Regions from separate parts of the Mus musculus genome. Here region 2 is linked to region 1. The links are chromatin loops, found by intact Hi-C in ENCODE. Cell type or tissue: gastrocnemius. All regions are shown on one strand. Links, peaks and the distances in the headings refer to the core of each region. The heading gives the core; the rest is flanking DNA. Region 1 has its middle 7.1 kb from the start of Tmem236. Region 2 holds the start of Mrc1 (mannose receptor, C type 1).

Region 1 (10,859 bases), core at 3,422-7,421:
TTTTTAAATTTTATGTATTTTTTATTACATATTTTATTTATTTACATTTCTAATGTTATTTCCTTTTCCAGGTTTCCCCTCCGAAAACCCCCAACCCCTGCTCACCAATCTACCCACTCCCAATTCCTGAACCTGGCATTCCCCTACATTGGGGCTTAGACCCTTCACAGGACCAAGGGCCTCTCCTCCCATTGATGACCGACAAGGTCATTCTCAGCTACATATGTGACTGAAGCCATGGGTCTCATCATGTGTACTCTTTGGTTGGTGATTTAGTTCCTGGGAGTTCTGGGAGGTACTGGTTGTTTCATATTGTTGTTCCACGTATAGGGCTGCAAACCCATTCAGCACCTTGGGTCCTTTCTCTAGTTTCTCCACTGGGGACTCTATGCTCAGTCCAATGATTGGCTGAGAGCATCCACCTCTGTATTTGTCAGGCACTGGCAGAGTCTCTCAGGAGACAGCTATATCAGTCTCCTTTCAGCAAGCACTTATTGGCATCCACAATAATGTCTGAGTTTGGTAAATGTATATGGGATGGATCCCCAGGTGGGGCAGTCTCTGGATAGCTTTTCCTTCAGTCTCTGCTCCACACTTCATCTCTGTAACTCCTCTGATGGGTATTTTGTTCCCCCTTTTTTTTTTGTTCCCCCTTTTAAGACGGACCAAAGTATCCACACTTCGGTCTTCATTCTTCATGAGCTTCATGTGTTCTCTGAACATATCTTGGATATTCCAAGGTTCTGGGCTAATATCCACTTATCAGTGAGTGCATACCTGTGTGTTCTTTTGTGATTGGGTTACCTCACTCAGGATGATATCCTCCAGATGCATCCATTTGCCTAAGAATTTCATGAATTCATTGTTTTTAATAGCTGAGTAGTATTCCATTGTGTAAATGTACCACATTTTCTGTATCCATTCCTCTGTTGAAGGACATGTGGGCTCTTTCTGGCTTCTGGCTGTTATAAATAAGGCTGCTATGAACATAGTGGAGTATGTGTCCTTCTTACCGGTTGGAGCGTCCTCTGTGTATATGCCCAGGAGAGGTATTGCTGGGTTCTTAGGTAGTACTATGTTTACTTTTCTGAGGAACCACCAAACTGATTTCCAGAGTGGTTGTACCAGCCTGCAATCCCACCAGCAATGGAGGAGTGTTCCTCTTTCTCCACATCCTCAACAGCATCTACTGTCACCTGAGTTTTTGATCTTAGTCATTCTGACTGCTGTGAGATGAAATCTTGGGGTTGTTTTTACTTGCATTTCCATAATGACTAAGGATATTGAACATTTCTTTAGGTACTTCTCGGCCATTCTGTATTGCTCAGTTGAGAATTCTTTGTTTGGCTCTGTACCCTACTTTTAATTGGTTCTCTGGAGTCTAACTTTTTGAGTTCATTGTATATACTGGATATTAGCACTCTAATTGATGTAGGGTTGGTAAAGATCTTTTCCCACTCTGTTGGTTGCCATTTTGTCCTATTGACAGTGTCCTTTACCTTACAAAAGCTTTGCAATTTTATGAGGTCCCTTGTCAATTCTTGATCTTAGAGCATAAGCTGTTGGTGTTCTGTTCAGGAAACTTCCCCCTGTGCCAATGCCCTTGAGGCTCTTCCCCACTTTCTCTTCTATTAGATTCAGTGTATCTGGTTTTATGTGGAGGTCTTTGATCCACTTGGACTTGAGCTTTGTACAAGGAGATTTGAATGGATCAATTTGCATTCTTCTACATGCCAGTTGAACAAGCGTCATTTGTTGAAAATGCTGTCTTTTTTCCACTAGATGGTTTTAACTTCTTTGTCTAAGATCAAGTGACCATAGGTGTGAGGGTTTTTTTTCTAGGTATTCAATTCTATTCCACTGATCTACCTGTATGTTACTGTACCAGTACCATGCAGGTTTTTTTAATCACAATTGCTCGGTAATACAGCTTTAGGTCAGGGATGATGATTCCACCAGAAGATTTTTTTTCCCATTGTTGTGAATAGTTTTTGCTATCCTAGGTTTTTTGTTATTCCAGATGAATTTGCAAATTGCTCTTTCTAACTCTATAAAGAATTGAGTTGGAATTTTGATGGGGATTGCATTGAATCTGTAGATTGCTTTCAAGTAGATGGCCATTTTGACTATACTAATCCTACCAATCAATGAGCATGGGAGATCTTTCCATCTTCTGAGATCTTCCATTTCTTTCTTCAGACACTTGAAGTTCTTTTCATATAGATCTTTCACTTGCTTAGTTAGACTCACACCAAAGTATTTTATATTATTTGTGAGTATCATAAAGGGTGTTGTTTTCCTAGTTTCTTTCTCAACCTGTTTATCTTTTGAGTAGAGGAAGGCCACTGATTTATTTGAATTAATTTTATATCCAGCTACTTTGCTAAAGTTGTTTATCAGATTTAGGATTCTCTGGTGGAATTTTTGGGTCACTTAACTATACTATCATATCATCTGCAAGTAGTGATACTTTCAATTCTTCCTTTCCAATTTGTATCCCTTTGACCTCCTATTGTTGTCGAATTGCTCTGGCTAGGACTTCAAGTACTATATTGAATAGGTAGGGAGAAAGTGGGCAGCCTTGTCTAGTCCCTAGTTTTAGTGGGATTGCTTCAAGTTTCTCTCCATTTGGTTTGATGTTGGCTACTGGTTTGTTGCATATTGCTTTTATTATGTTTAGGTATGGGCCTTGAATTCCTGATCTTTCCAAGATTTTTATCATGAATGGGTTTTGGATTTTGTCAAATGTTTTCTCAGTGTCTAATGAAATGGCCATATGGTTTTATTCTTTGAGTTTGTATATATAGTGGGTTATTTTAATGGATTTCCATATATTGAACCATCCCTGTGTCGCTGGGATGGTTTACTTGATCATGATGGATATTCGTTTTGATGTGTTCTTAGACTCAATTAGCAAGAATTTTATTATTTTTGCATCGATATTCATGAGGGAAATTGGTCTGAAGTTCTCTTTCTTGGGTCGTTGTGTGGTTTAGGTATCAGAGTAATTGTGGCTTCATAGAACGAGTTGGGTAGAGTACCTTCTGTTTCTATTTTGTGGAATAGTTTGAGAAGTATTGGTATTAGGTCATCTTTGAAGATCTGATAGAACTCTGGACTAAACCCATCTGATCCTGGGGGGTTTTGGTTGGGAGACTATTGGTGACTGTTTCTATTTCTTTAGGAGATATGGGACTGTTTAGATCATTTTTCTGATCCTGATTTAACTTGGAACCTGGTATCTGTCTAGAAAATTGTCCATTTCATCCAGATTTTCTAGTTTTGTTGAATACAGGCTTTTGTAGTAGGATCTGATGATTTTTTTTTTTTTTTTTTTTAGATTTCCTCAGTTTCTGTTGTTATGTCTCTCTTTTCATTTCTGATTTTATTAATTTGGGTACTGTCTCTGTGCCCTCTGGTTAGTCTGGCTAAGGGTTTATCTACCTTGCCGATTTTCTCAAAGAACCAGCTCCTGGTTTGGTTGATTCTTTGCTTAGTTCTTTTTGTTCCTACTTGGTTGATTTCAGCCCTGAGTTTGATTATTTCCTACTGTCGACTTCTCATGGGTGTATTTGCTTCTTTTGATTATAGCTCTCTCCTGGCAGTATTTGTGTATGTAGCTCTGTGGCACAGGATCAGCTCTGAGCACAGATGGAGATCAGAAGACTCCTGTCCCAGGCAGCCTCTGGTCCTGTGTCCTGAGGGTTCTGGATGGTTCCTCTGAGCAGTAGTGATGGTCCTACCTGCACTCACTCACAGGCCTGTTCACACTCCTGGGAGGCTCGCTCTCTCCTAGCACTCTTTGGGTATGGAGCCCTGTGGCAGAGGATCCCTGGAAACACTAACAAACTTGTGGTGAGGAGTCTCTCATCTTACAGCTTACAGTTCATCATGGTCAGGGCAGCAACAGAAAGCAAGGAATCAGGAGGAAGGAATTGAAGCAGAAACCATGGAAGAATGTGGAAAAATGTTCCTTTATTGGCTTGGGCTCCAGGCTCATGTTCAGCTACCCTTTCTTATTCTTCTCAAGACCACTTGCCCAGAGGTGGCACCACCCACAATGGGCCAGACTTTCCCATATCAATCATTAATCCACAAAATGTCCCACAGACTTGTCTACCTGTGAAGAGTAGAGAAAGCCCTGAGTGTGTAAAGGCCTGAGTACATATGTTATTAACATGGCCATAGTCATTTCAAAGACCATAACCTCAGATCCCTGGGCAAATGGCAAAGGGTAAGGCTCAGAGAGATGGCTAGGCATGTCTTGTCCATATGTGGATGCTGCCACTGTATGCAGAGAATGTCCACCATAGCTTTTCTTCCATGACCCACTCCAGATATTTACAACCTGAAGACTGCTCCCCTAAAAGTCAGCTCCTACTTTTATTCAGCCATATGCAATAATCCTGCCTTCCTATTCAGTGTATATACTAAAGACACTTAGCTCCCTGGGTGCTATAGTCTCTCCTTCAGCAATCCCAGCAAATGATTCCAGCTCTTCTATATCCTTGAGTCCATGTGTCCATCACTTTTTCATTCCTCTGCTGCCCTGGTAAGGTCAATCACTGGAAGCCATGTAAGAACTCAGCCCCTACACACTAATATGATGAAAGCATTTTCTCAATTGATGACCCAGTTTGTTCCAAGCTGGAAAAAAAAAAAAAAAAAAAAAAAACCAGCATAGGAAGGATTGGGTAAGCTGGAAGGGCCATTATTTTTAGAAGAATTAAAACAAGTTTAACTAACTGTATACTCACACTACCCCTGACACATTGTCAATTATTTAATAACTGATGGTTAATTTGATTATCAATTTGACAGGATCTAGAAAAACCTAGGAGGTAAACCTCTGGGTGTAGTTATGTGAAACTGTCTTGATGATTAGTCTCTGGCCATGCCTACATTGGTTTGGTAGTTTGAATAAGAATGCCCCCCATAGAGTCATTTGAATGCTGAGGGAGTGGCATTAGGAGGTGTGGCCTCATTAGGATAGGTATGCCCTTTTTGGAGGAAGTGTATCAGTGGGGGTAGGCTTGGGGGTTTCAAATGCCCAAGCCAGGACCAGTGGCTCTCTCTCTCTCTCTTCTTGATGCCTGCCAATCCAGAGGTAGAATTCTCAGTTCCTTCTCCAGCACCATGCCTGCCTGCATGCTGCATGTTTCTAGCCATAATAATACAGACTAAACCTCTGAACCTGAAAGCCAGCCCCAAATAAATGCTTTCATTTATAATAGTTCGCTGTGATCATGGTGTTTCTTCACAGCAATAACAATCCTAACTAAGACAAACAGATTATCTCAATTAAGCTTAATGAGGTAGGAAAACCTGCCTATTATGTACCATGCCATCCAGGGTGCCAGACTCAATATGATGAGAAAGCCAGCTGACCATAGCAGTCATTTCTCTCTGCTTCCTGATTGTGAATGGAATGTGACAGCTGTCTCAAGTTCCTGCCACCATAGCTTTATATCTGTGGTGGCCAATATCCTCAAATTGTGAGCCAAAAGAAACCCTTTCCCTCTTAAGCTGTTTCAACCAACGTGTTTATCACAGCAACAAAGAAATTAGCTAAGACAACAAGTATGTGAGTAACTGAGCATAGTCCAGATACAGAGGGAACAGAAGAGTCAGTAAAAGGATGATGTTAATCCAGAGAGTGATAAGAAGTAAGAGGACCAAGAAACACCCACTCAAGTGCTGCCTCAACTGCTCATATGAACCCTTACAAAAGGGACTCACTGTTCTTTACACGTTTGTTCACATGTACATGTGCACATCGTATACACACACACACACACACTGCTCACTATGAGCATTAAGAAAAAGAAGCAAAACTTAAATGTAATGGATAAAGAACCTTCAGAACTGACACATGCGAAAGGCTGATGTTTCATAAGAAAACACAACATTGAAAAAACGTGTAGAAGTGCAAGGCCATTCTCTGAGGTAGGTCTGGACCTCGACTGCTCTTCCTCCTGACTTAGAGCAGGCTCTGCTTAGTGCTGCAGAGTTATCTTTGCCTGAGGGAATGGAAAGGCATCTCCTTTGAAATGCCTTTGTTGTAAGACTGTCGGGGAGGCCAACAGAGCTGAGAGGAGATAGAAGCAGTAAGGTGCAGACACTGGTTAACTCTTGGGAACACAACCTCATCTTTGCTTTAAATTGTTGTAGTTTTAGATATTCATATAAATTTAAAATTTAGAAAGATATTCATCAAACTAATACCATTGTGTCTGGGAAATGGGGGAGAGCAGTATTCGAGGGAGATAATAATAATAAACCTTTTCATTAGTATTGCCATTATCTAAATGGTTCATAAATCTAAAAATTTAGAAGATAATTTTAGATTCAGAAAAATGTATTTTAAAATCAGTGCAAGTGGGCAGGAGAGATGGCCCAACAGTTAGGAGTGCTTGCTGCTCTTGTGAAGATCTTGGGTTTGATTCTCATCACCCACATGACTCATAGCGACTCGAGTTTCAGGGGATTTGACACCCTCTTCTGGACTCCAAAGAAACAAGGTATGCATTGCTACACAAGCATACACTTCAGCCAAACACTCATACGTATAAAACAAAGATAACTTTAAAATAATTATTGCAATTACATTAAAAGTATATATATATATATATATATATATACATGCTTTCATTTACTAATTTACTTCCCTCACTTCTCCTTGGGCAGAAGCTAGACAAACAGATTTCACTTCCACTTAACCTCTGAGTGGAAATATTAAACAGAAGCAAAGAGCCACACAGCCAACATTAAGCAGGACAAAGGCATGGAGACCACCTCCTGGATTGAGCTGGTTGCTGGGTTGCTCTTGTAGAGGAGTTGAGACATGTCACAGGCATCCTGCAGCAGAGCTCACTATAAGTACTTTCTCCTGCCCAGCCTTTCTCAAGGCACTTTCTCCAAGAAGAATGCAGCAGTACCTCCTGTGTGCCAGACGCTGTTGGAAACCCTCTCTGCTCACAGCTATAGCTATCTACATCCTGGTTTGCAGGCTGGATCTCCAGGAAGTCCATACACTCCTTGAAAGCAGGAAACATCTGCCCTAAGCTTTGAGTCATCATTTCTCTGCACAGGGCCCAGCACAGCACGGGCTCTTAGCACACATTTGTGGGAGGGATGAGTGAGGACATGAAGGGGAGCACAGAGCAGCTCCAGAAGACACAGCCTTCAGTCATGGCTGAGGGCTCCTTTATTCCAAGGGAATGCTGTTCCTCACACTGCAAGAGAAATCAATAGAGAACCATCTGTCCTGTGTAATGGACTCACTCAGACCACAGGCTTGTTTATTTGCTTGGTCATACTTACACCTCCTATGTCTCCTTCCTCCATTGCAAGGCTCTTTAGAGTCCCAAGGCCAGAGAGGGAAGACAAAATCATGGGGTGGGGGTGGGGGGTGGGTTTACACAAATAATTTCATGCCTAGTGTTAGACACTGACAAGCTTCATAGATGCCAATACTATGGTGTCTCTCAAATTTTCCCAGCATGTGTGCCCTCAAAAACAGATGTGAGCACTAACAAAGGTGCCCAGGAGAGAACTGCCTGGTGCTTATCTGGCCCAAGACACAAGCTCCAGTGATTTTAGCCTTCACCTTCTATTGTCTCATTGGCCCGAATTATAACTAATAGATTAGCAGGCAGGGAAAATATCTGAAAGAGCCACCAGCTCGCTTGGCAGCAGAAAAGAATACCATTATGATAACACTAAGCTATGAGGAGGAAACAATGCCAGGGCTGGATTTGGAGAGAGTCATGGGGAGATGCAAGAGGGCTTCACAAACCCTCCAACTGTTTACCAAAGTCCTGATGCCTTCCCTCCTAAGTTCCCTGACGAATCTGCCATGCAACTGCACCAAAGCAACCTGAAGGCATGCAAAGGCCATTTTCAAATCTCCCAAATGCTTTATTTGAAAGAGTCCAACACGGATCTGAGAGGCTTGTGATGTGCCTCAGTCTGCACTCGCCTGCCAGGCAGGGAGTCAGAACTTCCTGACAGGGAACACATTTGGTCTCTGAAGCTGGATCTGTGGTGGAATGGCTGGCCCCTGTGGTTTTGAATTCACTTCCATGTAGGACTGTTGATGCAGTGCTTTTTATTTTAGTAAGCAGAAGATATCATTCCGGCCAGAGAAGCACCTGTTGTCCACACTGCCAACTGCCATTTCCTTCCTACAGGCAGGAAGTCAAAAACTGAAAGTCTCTAAAATTGTCAGCGAGAGCATTTGTAATCTAGAGGTTCATTCATTGTTTTCAGCAGAAGGTCTGGGAAATAAAATGGACAAACTGCCAAGAATGTTCTGGAGTTGGCTTCCTGAGATCACATGGTGTTGAGGTGCATAAAGTCAGAGATGGTAACAGTGACACTTCTCTTGGATCACGCTGGATCTGCAGAGCCTGGGGAAGAGGTGGAAACAAGGTCCTGGGCCTAATTTACAATTTCTAAAGCTTGCTGAGCCTCATAAGCAGGTGTGACCAAATAAATCACTAGAAGTCATTGCAATAAGCTCATGACCCCATGCGCTCTCTGCCCTCCACTGATGTTATGCTCTCAGAGTTTACACTATCCTAAATTTAGTATGTGATCATGCATAGCTTCATCTGTTCAGGTAGCAAATAACCTTAGCCTTTGTATAAAGCCAGAGCAATGCCATAGTCCCTTTGGAAGCCCTTTCCTAATGGACTCTTCCTGAAGTAAAAAAAAAAAAAAAAAAAAAAAAAATGCAAAGAAAGCCTTGATATTTTTAAATGATCTCCTTTCATGATGCCATAGGTCTTAAAGGAGAAAACTAAAACAACATCTTCCCATCTCTCCATATAACCCCTCACCACTGCAAAGGATGGCTGCTCAAGACTATGAAACACAAGAGCAAAGGGAAAAAAATGAAGAAAGAAAGAGAAAAAGGAAGGAAGGAAGGAAGGAAGGAAGGAAGGAAGGAAGGAAGGAAGGAAGGCAGGGAAGGAAGGAAGTTAAATGTTGCTTTTCAGGAGATGACAATGACCCAAGTTCACCTTTTATGACTTCAGAGTGATGGATTTAGTCAATTGAAACTTACCTAAATGTGCTTGCATCCCTCATCAATTAACATGAGTTCACTCCCAAATTCATAAGCTTGAGTTTTCCAAACTCCCACAGTTGAGGACTTAATTGGTCCAATTTTTGTTCAAGCTTAAAATCTTGAAAGCACTCAGTAGGATTGACCATAGACTCAGAAAACATGCAGTCAACTTGACTGATGTATTTGAAACAATTTCAAAGCAGTCTGCCTATGAAGCAATGCTCCCTAAGTGGCACATGTTTGGTTTCTGGCTAAGGCTGGCTTTAGAGTTGATCCTCTAAAAATAGGCCTTTGTAAAAACGAAGGTTCTAGGAAATAATCTAACTCAGATTTTGAACACATGTACAAGTCCCTGAGTTTACACTTTAGCACTGGAAAAAAAAACTAAAATAAAACTTAAAATTATATAATAAAAGTTAGTCTAAAGCTGTGAGTCTTATGGAAATAAGATAGAGATGAGAGATAGAGTTTCACCTCTCTATGTAAACCTGGCACACTGATATCAGTGGACATTGGATCGGATAACTCAGAGCCACACCCCAAGGACCATTTCCTCTTCACCTTCTCAGACAAGTCCTACTTCTTCCCCCTTTAAGTCCTTCAGATGAGGATAAAGGCTTCAGTCCAAGCTCTAATTAGGGATTGAAGTATCCTCACTTGGGCCTTCCTTCTTGTTACACTTCTTATGATTCATGGGTAGTATTCTACGTTTTCTGTACTTTTTGGCTAATATTCACTAATCAATGAATACATACCATGCATACCCTTTGGGGCCTGAGTTACCTTACTCAGGATGATATTTTCAAGTTATATCCATTTGCTGCAAAATTCATGATGTCCTCATTTTTAATAGCTTAATAGTATTCCATTATGTAAATGAACCACAATTTCTGGATCCATTCTTTGGTTGAAGAACATCTGGGTTGCTTCTAGCTTCTGGCTTTTACGAATAAAGCTGCTATGAAAATAGTGGAGCATGTGTCCTTGTGATATTGTAGGGTGTCTTTTGGCTACATGCCCAGGAGTGGTATAGCTGGGTCTTCAGGTAGAACTATTTCCAATTTTCTGAGGAACCTCGAGATTGATTTCCAGAGTGGTTGTATCAGTTTGCAATTCCACAAGCAATGAAGGAGTGTTCCTCTTTCTCCACATCCTTGCCAACATGTGCTGTCACTTGAATTTTTGATCTTTACCATTCTGATTGGTGTAAAGTGGCATCTCTAGGTTGTTTTGATTTACATTTCCCTGATGACTAAGGACTTTGAACATTTCTTTAAGTGCTTCTCGACCATTCACGATTCTTTTGTCTCAAATTCTGTTTAACTCTGTACCCCATTTTTTATTGGGTTATTTGGTTTTTTTGGAGGTTAACTTCTTGAGTTCTTTACATATTTTGGATATTAGCCATCTGTCAGATGTAGGGTTAGTGAAGATTTCTTTCTTCAATCTGTAGGTTGCCTATTTGTCCTAATGACCATGTCTTTTGCTAGGATATAACCCACAGACCGTAAAAAAGTTTAACAAGGAGAAAGGCCTAAATGAGAATCCCACTTAGAAGAGGGAACAAAATAATCTTGGGAGGCAGAGGGAGGGAGAGAGGGAGGGAGGGAGGGAGGGGCACGGGTGGGAGGGAAGGGTATGGGTGGGAGAGGAGAGGTAGAGGGGAAAAGGGGAACAGGATCAGGTATGGGAGGGGGCAGGAGAGAAGTCTAGAGGCCCAGGAGAATAAATGGAAATATGCAGCCTTGGTGGGTGCAAGTTAGAAGGATCCTCTAGAAAGTAATAG
Region 2 (10,859 bases), core at 4,469-8,468, 65 kb before region 1:
CTGGCTGTCTCACTATGATAAGCTAGGATCAACCCTTCTCCGAAGCCCCAGCAACAAAGCAATTTTGGAATAGGTTTCCCTGGGCCCCAAAGGCCTGCTCTTCCTCTGACCTTGAAGCTGTTCTAGATAACGCCTCACAATAGCCCAGTGTCCAAATGAGAAATGGGGTTGCAGAATCATCCGACCCAAGACAGCAGTCTTTGTTAAAGGCTTCAGGGTCTTTTGAATTGTCTGGTTTTGGTGTCTGATTCGGAGTGAGTGAAATTTCACCAAGACAAGGGGATGCTAAATACTCTGATTTTGATTTTTTTTCCCCTCGAGAGCACAAGAATCAACTCCCTGTCCCCTACTCATCCTATCCCTTTTTAAGACAGGTGATTAAATATGTTTGCTAATTCATGAGCCAGTTCTTCAGTTTGAAAAATCCAGGATGGTTATTATCTCTAAATACTCTACAATGACAGAATAAATCAGAAACACTCAGAGTTTTATTTCAGGTGATCTGAAGTAAATATTATTCTTAGGATCATTTCTCCAGAGATTTCTTAACCTTATCCCTGAGGTAAGGAAAGGTCTGGTTAGGGTTAATGAGACTATCTCATCATGTCAAATAGGAGGCTTCAGGTCAAAGGTCATAATGAAATGTTTCTGAAACTATAATGTCTTGCTTCAAAATAAGTTATATCAAGACATTCAAAAGTAATGTTTATCTGTGAATTACCAAAAGCTAACAGTTACTGGGGGGACATTTTCTCACACATTTGTTATCACGCTTGTCTAGAACACGGGATAATTCAAAAGCTGTTTCTTGTAGGGACCACTCAAGGATATGTTTTCTCCTTTAGTCTCAAACAAATAGATGAAAAGATAACTGAATCTTACCTTCATATCCTCTCGAGCACAGGTCATCCGTGGTTCCATAGACCTTCCATCTGCTCCACAATCCCGAACCTTTGTAAAGCTTGATATTCTTCTCTTGTCTGTTGCCATAATTAAAATATAACTCTGTGCCCTTGATTCCAAAGAGTGTGTCATTCTTACACTCCCATTTCTGATATTCACTTTTCGAATCACAGGCATACAGGGTGACGGAAGCCCAGTCAGTTTTTGATGGCACTCCCAAACATAATTTGAAAGCAACACTCATGATCTGAGAATCTGACACCCAGCGGAATTTCTGGGATTCAGCTTCCGGGTTGCAAGTTGCCGTCTGAACTGAGATGGCACTTAGAGCGTCCACGCAGCGCTTGTGATCTTCATTATAGATTAAAAATTGCCTCGCGTCTGTTCACAAAAAGGAAAGAACACAGGCTTAAGTTTGTTCACATAGAGAGGGCAGTACTTTAGGGTAAATGTTCCTAGACGTTTATTGTCCCTAAAGAGTTATGACTCCAGGAAAACTGGCAGAGGTAGCTGTGCCTTGGCATGCTGGAGGGAGAGCCTGGAGCACGGAACTGGCTGAAAGTAAATGAATCTGGATAGCGTGGCTCTTCTTACATAGTTGACCTGGGGCCAAATGGGATTTCCTTGGGGGGGGATTAAGAAAGTATTTAGTAAGCACAAATCTCCCTCTATATGAATTCACATCAAAGTGTTTCTTTTCTGTTGCTTTTAAAGACTATACAAGGAAAATCAATGATTAAGTTTTGGCAGAAATATATGCTAACCACTTCTTGCGACATTTCCCTAAATTTATTCTGTCTGCTTTGTGTGGTTCTTTCCAAATGAGCTGGTTCAGTTGCAGGCTTCTGAGAATTTGAATAAATGATCTTGGATATTCTTAATCAAACTATTCTGGGGTTAAAGAAGGGACAGGGGTAGGGAGAGAGAATACCAGCGATCAGAAGACTCCCTGATTTCCAGAGCATTTTCAAAAGAGCAATTCTATTTCCTGTTCCTCCCCAGCACAGTTGGTACCACTTACACCCTGAAGTCAAGCCTAGGACCTTTAACTTAAAACCTATAATGAATCATGGCCTCCAAAGGTCATTGTCTCCTGACACATCTGCTCCATCTCTCCCTTATGCCCACACTGAAAAAGAACCTCAGTCTCTTCTCACCCTGATTGCTGTTTCTTGCCACTCTTTTCTGGGGAGCCTGATGTTATCCATTGGAACTCCTTTGGTTTCCTGAAACCAAGACTCCATAAAGCCTAGATCCAGAACACCTGCTACCATTTGCTTCTCTGAAGTTGACGACTATCCGCTGCTCATGCCATAGCTGACTGGGTCACGTGAATAACTGAACTTCATTCCACACCTCACCTCCCTTTGTTATCCTCAACAAAAATTAAAAGATTACAAGTAGGGTGCTTTGCTCATGATAAAGCAGAGGAAATAAGGAGATAAAGCTTTTCTCAAAAGCTGCCATGAATATGAGCATTTATCATACTCGCATGCTAGCTTAGCCTCCTCTAATGTAAAAATAAAGCAGCCTGAGAATCTTCCATTGATCTTAGCTCTTTACCTGGCATTTTTCCTAGCCAGCCTTGGCTTCCACTTTTCAGACTGCTTGTTTCAGCATAACTCTCTTCACTTCAGATTTCAGGCATTTTGAGTTTACTGTTGACGGTCCTTATTAAAAGCCTTTATTAAAAGAAAAAGGCACCCAGGAGGCAGCCGGACATGGCTGGTAAAGGTCAGGAGGGTCTGCACATGCAGGACAGCCTCCCTTCAGAGGTCCTACTGTCATGTGCTTAATTTTCCTCTGTAACTCATCTTAATGCCACTTAATTACAGTAGTATTTTAATGAACTGACTTAGAGCGGTGATAACATAAACACCATAACCAAAAGCAACTTGCTGAGAAAGGGTTGATTCCAGCTTACAAATCTTGGGCCACAGTCCCTCATCCAGGGGACTCAAGGCAGGAACCAGAGCAGAGAAAGTGGAAGAACACTGCTCAGCATCTTATACCTTTTGGCTTGCTTGGCTTGCCTTATACAACTCATGACCCCCTACCCAGGGGTAGTGGAAGTCCAATGTCTCCTATCAATCATTAATCAAGAAAATGCCCTAATATTTGTCTACTGGCAATGTGATGGAGGCAATTCCTCACTGAGGTTCCTCTTTCCAAATAACTCCAACCTATGTCAAGTTGGAAAAAAACAAAACAAAACAAAACAAAACACAAAAAAACCACCAGCTAGGGCATGAACCAACATCTACTCTTGTTTTTTCTCAGTGATGAACCATCATGCACCCAGATGCAGAAGCCTAAATCCAGTTGTCACCCTGGGTTCTCAGCTTTCCTTCTCTCTCTTTTGCCCACATCCACCCCCACAGACTCTGTCCCTCTGCACAACTGCAACACACATCTCCTCCTCTATTCTCTTCTCTCCAATGTCACTGTCACTGGTCTATGCCATGCAACCATGGCCTTGCTCCACTCACAACTTTTTCTGAAATAGAATCATCAAGGAAAATAACTCCTGATGACCTAGCTTCCTTTTCAATGGTCCTGGCATGTCTCTATATTACAGAGCCTTACCCCCACATATGCTTATTGCATCCACTGAACCATATAGAAAGAAGAGTGTCATTCTTTATAATCTTGCCATCTCTTTGCTGGATTGCCCTATGTGCATTATTCTAGTTGAATGCATACTGGTTAATAAAATGATATTGTTTCTTTTCTGTCTTAAAGAGTTGGGAGAAAACTTTGTTTCTAATTAAAATGATTGTTTTCGAATTGCAGAAATCCTTCAAAACTGGAATGAAGGATATTAGCAGGGAAATATCTGGCCTTCACGAAGTTCGCCCCTGGACAGGGAGCCACCAAACCCTGACGCTTCTTACTCTGAGATGATGCTAAAATACAGGCTTATCAGTGCTTGTTTCCTGTGTTTCTCCTTTGTCGCTAGATGCAGAGCAAGAGTGATAGAGTTGCCATCAGACAATGTAAGGAAACACAATGTTATCATGGCATGATAACAGAAACACACTGTTTATTCTCCAAGTGGTCAGTGCAGAATTTCTCTTTCACCATTGTCTTGGTCAAATGCATCTGATTTTAAAAGTCGTACATCTTCCTCCAAAGGGATGTTGAAGCTTGTGGCATGGCTGCCATCTGTAAGCATCCCAGTGAACATATTTGTAAACATTCTAATGCTTGTCCATGTGCATTATGCTTTTGTAACAGAAATGCCACAAAGCTGAACACATAGGGACAGACAGACAACATGTTCATTTCCCTGTGGTCTCATTATGGATCAGGATATTTGAAGATTTTCTTTAATACTTACATACAAGAAACATGTAAAGAAGAATCTCCTTTAACCTTTATCTTTCTCACCTTGTACCTACTTTTCAACGAATATGCAGCAAACATCTGTGCTTAGTGTTGTGCTGGTGACAAAATAAAGAATCCAAAGACATTCATTCCCTCCACATACCAAGGACACATGCTGCTGTGGTTATTTCAATGACAAGAAAGAGAGAGAGGAAGAGAGAGAGAGGTAAACAAGCAAACAAACAGAGAAATATTGGAAGTACTGGTAAGTTTCCAATATCTCAGATATTATAATAATAACTTTAAAGGGCCAAAATATTAGTAAAGTGCATAAAAGTAACTGGATCCAAGTCTGACAACCTGAGTTCAATCCCTAGGACCTACATGGTGGAAGGAAGGAATCAATTGTCACAACTTATCCTCTGAGCGCAACCTAAATTCCAGGGCAAGAATGTGTGTAGCTGAAAAATTAAGCATCCAATAAGGTTTGAGTTTTCTTCTAGACATGTTTTAAAATTATTCTATAGCATTAAGCAAAGTAATTAATATCAAAAATCTACCAGCAAAGAAATGCAACTCTAAGGGGGGATTCAGAAATAGAAACATAAAACACTGTGTTTCCTGGATTTCCTATACTATAATACTGACAATAAAACATAGAGGAAAACAACATCTGGAAGACAAAGGAGTTGGATCAAGAGAGGATAGAAAAGGACTCTGTTATTTCTCAACTTCGGTCACATCTCTGTACAGTGACTCGAGTCCCAAAATGTCAGGAGTCCCTCCCCACCTGGGAACATTTTCTGACAGAGTCTTCACACAGGGCAGAATTGATGGGTCAGAGAACTCACATCCCCTGTAAGGAGTTATCCCCCATGATTCATAGGGAAGAACAGACACCCCAGAGCAGGGGGTTCTGGAGGACAGCTTGGAGTCCTATTCCAGTGTCCCCCAGATCTCCACTGCAAATCACACTTGGTCACTTGCATCATTACATACTTTCCTTTCTCATCTCACTTCCCCATTTGCCCAGCCAGTGCTTTCTGGGATGGCTTCCCACTAAAACTACAGCTGTCCAATGTCGTCTTCTGCAGGAATCCAGACTGAAGCTAGAGTGTGTCTGTCATCCCACAATTCCCTCTCACCTCCTAACACTGAAAGAAAGTGGGAAATACTTACCGTGCACCTCAAATACACAAGAAGCTATGCTAGAGAAGACATGGCAATGGCCGAGGCTTTGAACACAAGGGTGAAGGAAAAATTTAAGAGTAACTTTATTGTTCACTATGATCCTTTATGCATTCACGAGAATGTCATAGAGCTTACTACTCATTTATGCTGCTCCACATGGTCACTTGGAGAGACTTAAATATGGCACTAAAATGGGTTCTGAGCTCAAAGAGAAAACACAAGGCATTAATGTTTCAATATCCCTCTCATCCCCTCACAGTATAGATTTCACAACTTTCCTGTCACTTATCTTGGAGGGGTGACCTCCCCCACTGCTCTGTGAGCTCTTGTTGCACCTGTGTCATGAAGTCATCCCTTTGGGCTTTGCCTCTCCCCTGTCTCCTAAGTCACTAACTTCCCAGCAGTAGCCTCTTCCCCAGCCTGGGGACAACAAATGCCTGCAGATAAGAAATCCTCTCTGCATACTGCTTTTTCCTAGTATAGTCATTCAGATAGACTCATCTCGGGTATCCATCACCTGGCACAGAACCTGAGTGTTAGTAGGAGACAGTGAGAGTCCACTGCTCACTGCCTGTGGCTTTGCTAATTTTCTTAGTTATTTCTGTGCTTTCACTCTATCAAATCAAGAGTGAACCCTATAGAATCTACTATGTCTGTAAGAATTAAATGAGACAATTTAAGTGTGTGGAACAGCAACAGATACAGAAATGACTCCATACATGTTTGTTATCCTGATGAAGAGTATGGAGAAAACAGGCTTGAATGGGGGTGAGAGGCAGTTCAGAACAGGATGAAACTGGAAACAAACAAACAAAAAAAAAAAATAGCTGATGAAGCAGCTAGGCTAAGGGACAGTCAGACAGAACAGTCATGAAGCTTGGAGGAGGTCACATGGTCCACAAGGGATGTTTTGGAGGGTCTGGGACTTCCTGTGTCATCTGAGTTAAACTCATTATTTCAACCTCATATCCTTATCTGTAGAGTGAGGGTAAAGTCTCTGACACAGTCTCTGTGAGCCTCCAACTGGTGTGCTGCAGGTAAAGCACCAAGCAGGTCTTTCTCCCTAAAGGAAATACTTAAATACCGATTCCTTCCTTCTCCTCTCTTGGCAAAACAAAACGAAACAAAATGAAACAAAAGCCTTCATGCAAATCTGAATATCTTTAAGTCCATAGTTTAATCTAGTGTTGTTTTGAACTCCCATGTTCCCTTCCTGATAAACAATATCACTTCCCAGCATCGGTGCTGAAAAGCCGTGCTCAGGAACTGGCTGTCACTGGCTCACAACTACTGAAATCCACTTAGTCTTCAAAACTTAATTGTTTCTCATGTAGTAAGACATGTCACTTTTCTCTCTGCTCTGGATGACCCTATGGCCTCCAGCTTTATGCACTGACTTCATTATGTGTTAGTTGTGTATATATATATATATATATATATATATATATATATATATATATATAATATTTATCTATTATATATGTAAATATATAATATATAACCTATATACTAAATTTTAAATTTTCAGGCTGGCCAGATAGCTCAGTGTGTAAAACCACTTGCTCCCAAGCTTTAAGATCTGAGTTTGATCCCTGGGATCCCCAGGATGGAAGTAAGCAAATTGTGAAACTTGTCTTCTGATCTTCACATGAATGCCATGACAAGACCTGGCCCACACACAGACACAGACAGACGTAATACAAGAATTGAAAATGTAATAAAATATGTTTAACTAGAAATAATCTAACCTAGGTATCTGTCCCATGTAAATGAGAAAACGGGGTTTCCAACATGAAGTCTGAGAAAGCTGTGGGAAGGACCACAGTAGCAAACATGTAGAAGGATGGAGGATAAATTTGGTTTTCTCTTTGTTAAATTGAGTTCAAATAAGTTCAGCATTCATGTTGTAAGGGATGAATGTAAGGTGAAATCAGAGTTTGCAAGAGAGACTGTAAGAATGGATTCTACAATAGCCAAAGGACAATTGAAATAATTCTCTTCTGTGCATTAGATGAAGAAACCAAAATGGGATACACATCCAGGCAAATGCTCTGGCATGACATCAGTGTCAGAACCAAGGCTTAGCTACTTCCCATCTACTTTGAGCTCCCAACATGCTATAACAGGGATGATCTAAAGCTCTCACTTGGCTTGATATTATAGCAAGAAATCGGGGGGAGGAGGGAGGAGAGCCAGAGATGGAAGCGAGTGGTATCCTGGGTTGGCTTCCACCTGCTAAGCAATAACCTAAGCACTTAACTGCCCAAGCCTATTGACATCATCAGAATCCAAGATGGCACCTGTGCTAATGAGTCATGAGCCTGAGGTTTTCCCTCATAGCATGACTTCTTCTCCTTTCTTAGGAATGAACTTCGCATCATGTGACACCCTGCTTTGCTGTGTCCTAAGATATGGAAAAGTGCCCCGGTTGCCTTGTGGCACCAACCAAGTAGAGTCTGTTGCTTGCTTCCCTTTCCAACTCTGCTTACATGGCCTCAGAGTGGTAATTGGTAGTGAACCATGATGGGAATAAAAAAATCAGCAAATGCTATGAATCAGCTAGTCTTTTCTGTTTTGTTTTTTCCTACAAAAAAAATAAAATAAAAGTCATTTTGTCTACTAGCACACCATTGCCCATGAGCCAAACCCACCAAATTATATTTCTTTGCTTAGTCCACGGTCAGTGTCCAATGTCTCTCATTAATGATAATTCCCCACCTATATACTGATGCTTAAACACTGCCAATAATGCCTGAGAAGCAGGACAGCAGAGCAAGGAGGGCCAGGGAGCTCCTCTATTAACCTCTACAGACTCCAATCACAGCTAACCTATCAGTGACATCAGTGCCCCAGTGCATACAGTGACATTGGGCTGGAATGTTCCCTTGGGTTGTAGTATATCAGGTAGCAAAGGATCTTCTCATAGGTCTTGTGAGTTGATGGGGATCCAGGAAAGGCAGTCCTGAGAACTCAGGAGTCCTTTAATCAGCTGTTGACTAAGCAAATGTTCTGGCTTTATCCTTAGGGACTTGGGCTATTGAGACCAAGAGAAGATAAAATGAGCACAGCTGACCCTTAGACCAGAGGTGGCTCAGCAGATAAAGGTGCTGCCTGCCAGGCCTGACAACTTAGATTTGATCCCTGGGACCCACATGGTGGAATGTCTTCTGACGTCCACATGAACTTCTATGGCACACTCACACCAAAATGCAATAAGCATAATAAAACATTGTTTTGAAATAAATAAATGGTAAAAAGAGTCTGAGGGTGTGGATCTACCACAGATTACAAGTCTAGAATCCAACCCCCAGTGAGGAGCTGAGAAATCACAGGTTCTCAAGTAACACAAAGACATCTGGATCTGGAAGGGACTCTCCTGTGCCCATTTATATTCGCCTTTTACTCTCTAGAGAGAGCTGAAAGACCTCACATTTTGTGTCCCTGTAACTGGGTCCACCAAGTGACCCACAAGACCTCACACTCTGTCCCAGTATTTGTAGTCACGAAGAGAACGGCATTAGGGAGGCATCCTGCTGTCTCAAGGAGGGAAACATTCCTAAGAAAACTGAGAAAATCTTTATCATACAGTTCCCTAGAGAATTTCCTGGCATCAGCGTCACCACAGGACTTCGGCTAAGACCAAGGGTACGAACTGTGTCCAGCAGGCTTTAGTTGTCTGATGGAAGTGAAGGGTGTTGAAAAGCCAAAATAGTCTCGAAATAGACCTGGGAGTGCAAACTCTCCCAGTCCCTTCCATACTGGTGCTTAAGAATCCAGAGAAACGCTGACTCAGCAATGCCCTTGCGCATCTAAAGAGCCCTGATCTGTTCCTACGGACATATCAACCACTTTCAGACTTCAGCATCGAACACATCCACCTGTGAGACAATATGAACAATTCTGGAAGCAGAAAAGGGCGGACTTTCTAGCAATAGAAATTATGAATGAAACGGCTCACGGGAAAAGTCGAGTGTGAGAATCCCCGCGTCCTCTCCTTATCAATTTGCATCTAGGACGAGGGGCTGCAAGTTCCTCTTTCCCCACCCGAGATACTCAGCGCTATCTATTGGGAGTAGGATAGCAACGGCATAAACTGGAAACTAGAACTAGGGCAAGCAACAAAACAAGAAGGCATTGCACAAACCAGGTAGAAATACCCAGACATGATGTCCTCAGGAGGACGGAGGTGCTGGGGGGCTTCATCTTGGACAACATCTAACAACAGAGAGCAACAGCATCGCCTGACTCTAGCTCAACTCCCACCCTGGTGTGTTCAGGTCAAAGCCAAGTGCAAGCTTGATGAAGGTCAGGTAAAAACACAGATCGCTCAATTCCTCTTCCAGATGTACACAGGACTTTTAGCATAAACTTCAAACAAAATGGTATGCAAAGCCCCCACCTCAAAACAGACTTACCCAATAGCTGAACAGAGACAGGGATGACAGAGATAAAAGCCAGAAGCAGGAGAAGCCTCATGGCCCAGAGTGGATCTTCCAATGAGGGAGAAGAGGGAGACTGGGAAAGGCAAAGAATACAACCAGGTCCCCAGGTTGCCCCTTTGCTCAGTCCAAGGTCTGGGAGCTGCCTGACTGAAAAGGAGGACAGAGGAAGCTGTCCCTTTTAAAGGACTCCTGAATTTAGGAAAACCCTCCAATTGAGAGATATCCTGTCACATGGGGGCGGTTAGAAAAACAGGAATTCAAAGTTACAACTTTGCTTCGTAAGCTAAGGCACAGGAGGAAGGGGAGAGAGGAACATGTGTAGGAGAGGAGAAAACGCAGGAAGTGGGGAGAAGTGAGGACCCAGGCCATGAGCAGCAGGGAGAGGCAGCCCTGCTGAGCTCTCCACAGGTGCTGGGCAGTAACCAAACGGAGGCCATTATCTGGGTGGGAAAAAGTCTCCAGGAGGCAGCTGTGGAGGCTCTCACCCACAATTCTACAGTCAGAAAGGGAGGACACTCGCTGGAAAGCATCAGAAGCTCTTCCTGCTCAGGCTTAGAGCCCGAGCACCAACACACACACACACACACACACACACACACACACACACACACACACACACTCCTTGGAAAGGATCAAAGGTATGGTTCACGTAGAGTTTTGCCCCTGTCTCTAGAAGGAAAATGACAGAAGTTAATTTTAAGACAACCTCAATGAAGCCCAGGGATAGAAAGTTCTAGCAGCTTTCCTTAGAAAGCCAGAGGAAATAGTGGCAATAGCTTTGTTGTCGGTTCGCTGCCAGGCCTCAACCATTACAGTCCTCAGAGTTTGAAAAAGGGAAGACCTCTCTCTCTCTCTTGCAAAAGAAAGCCTGGCTTGAGTCCAAAAGTTGCTTGTTGATTCGATGACAGTGGGGTTTCGTCTTCATGATTTTGCAGGGTCGTTCACAAAGCACCACACAACCCACCTAAACACTGATTTTTTTTTTCCAGACGTTCA

The links. Hi-C counts contacts between places; a loop is a spot of excess contacts. Peaks named below come from ENCODE experiments on the same cell type or tissue, not always from the same donor. Only the 100,000 strongest peaks of a DNase experiment are listed, where the experiment ranks them.
Region 2: it touches region 1 in a loop (2.6-fold over the local background); 2 of 42 quality-filtered maps call a loop at or near these places.

Annotation. Positions count from the first base shown.
Region 1 is chr2:14,162,021-14,172,879 of GRCm38, reverse strand. No RefSeq gene overlaps it. Among named protein-coding and RNA genes, the nearest start is that of Tmem236, 7.1 kb to the left of the region's middle. In gastrocnemius, for the core only: no CTCF peak of the experiment used is centred there; no DNase peak of the experiment used is centred there; H3K27ac peaks cover 997 bases.
Region 2 is chr2:14,228,551-14,239,409 of GRCm38, reverse strand. It overlaps Mrc1 (mannose receptor, C type 1), which reads right to left and starts at 9,996. Exons shown (of 30, transcript NM_008625.2): 1 at 9,837-9,996; 2 at 883-1,284. The coding sequence starts at 9,897. In gastrocnemius, for the core only: no CTCF peak of the experiment used is centred there; no DNase peak of the experiment used is centred there; H3K4me3 peaks cover 2,517 bases; H3K27ac peaks cover 317 bases.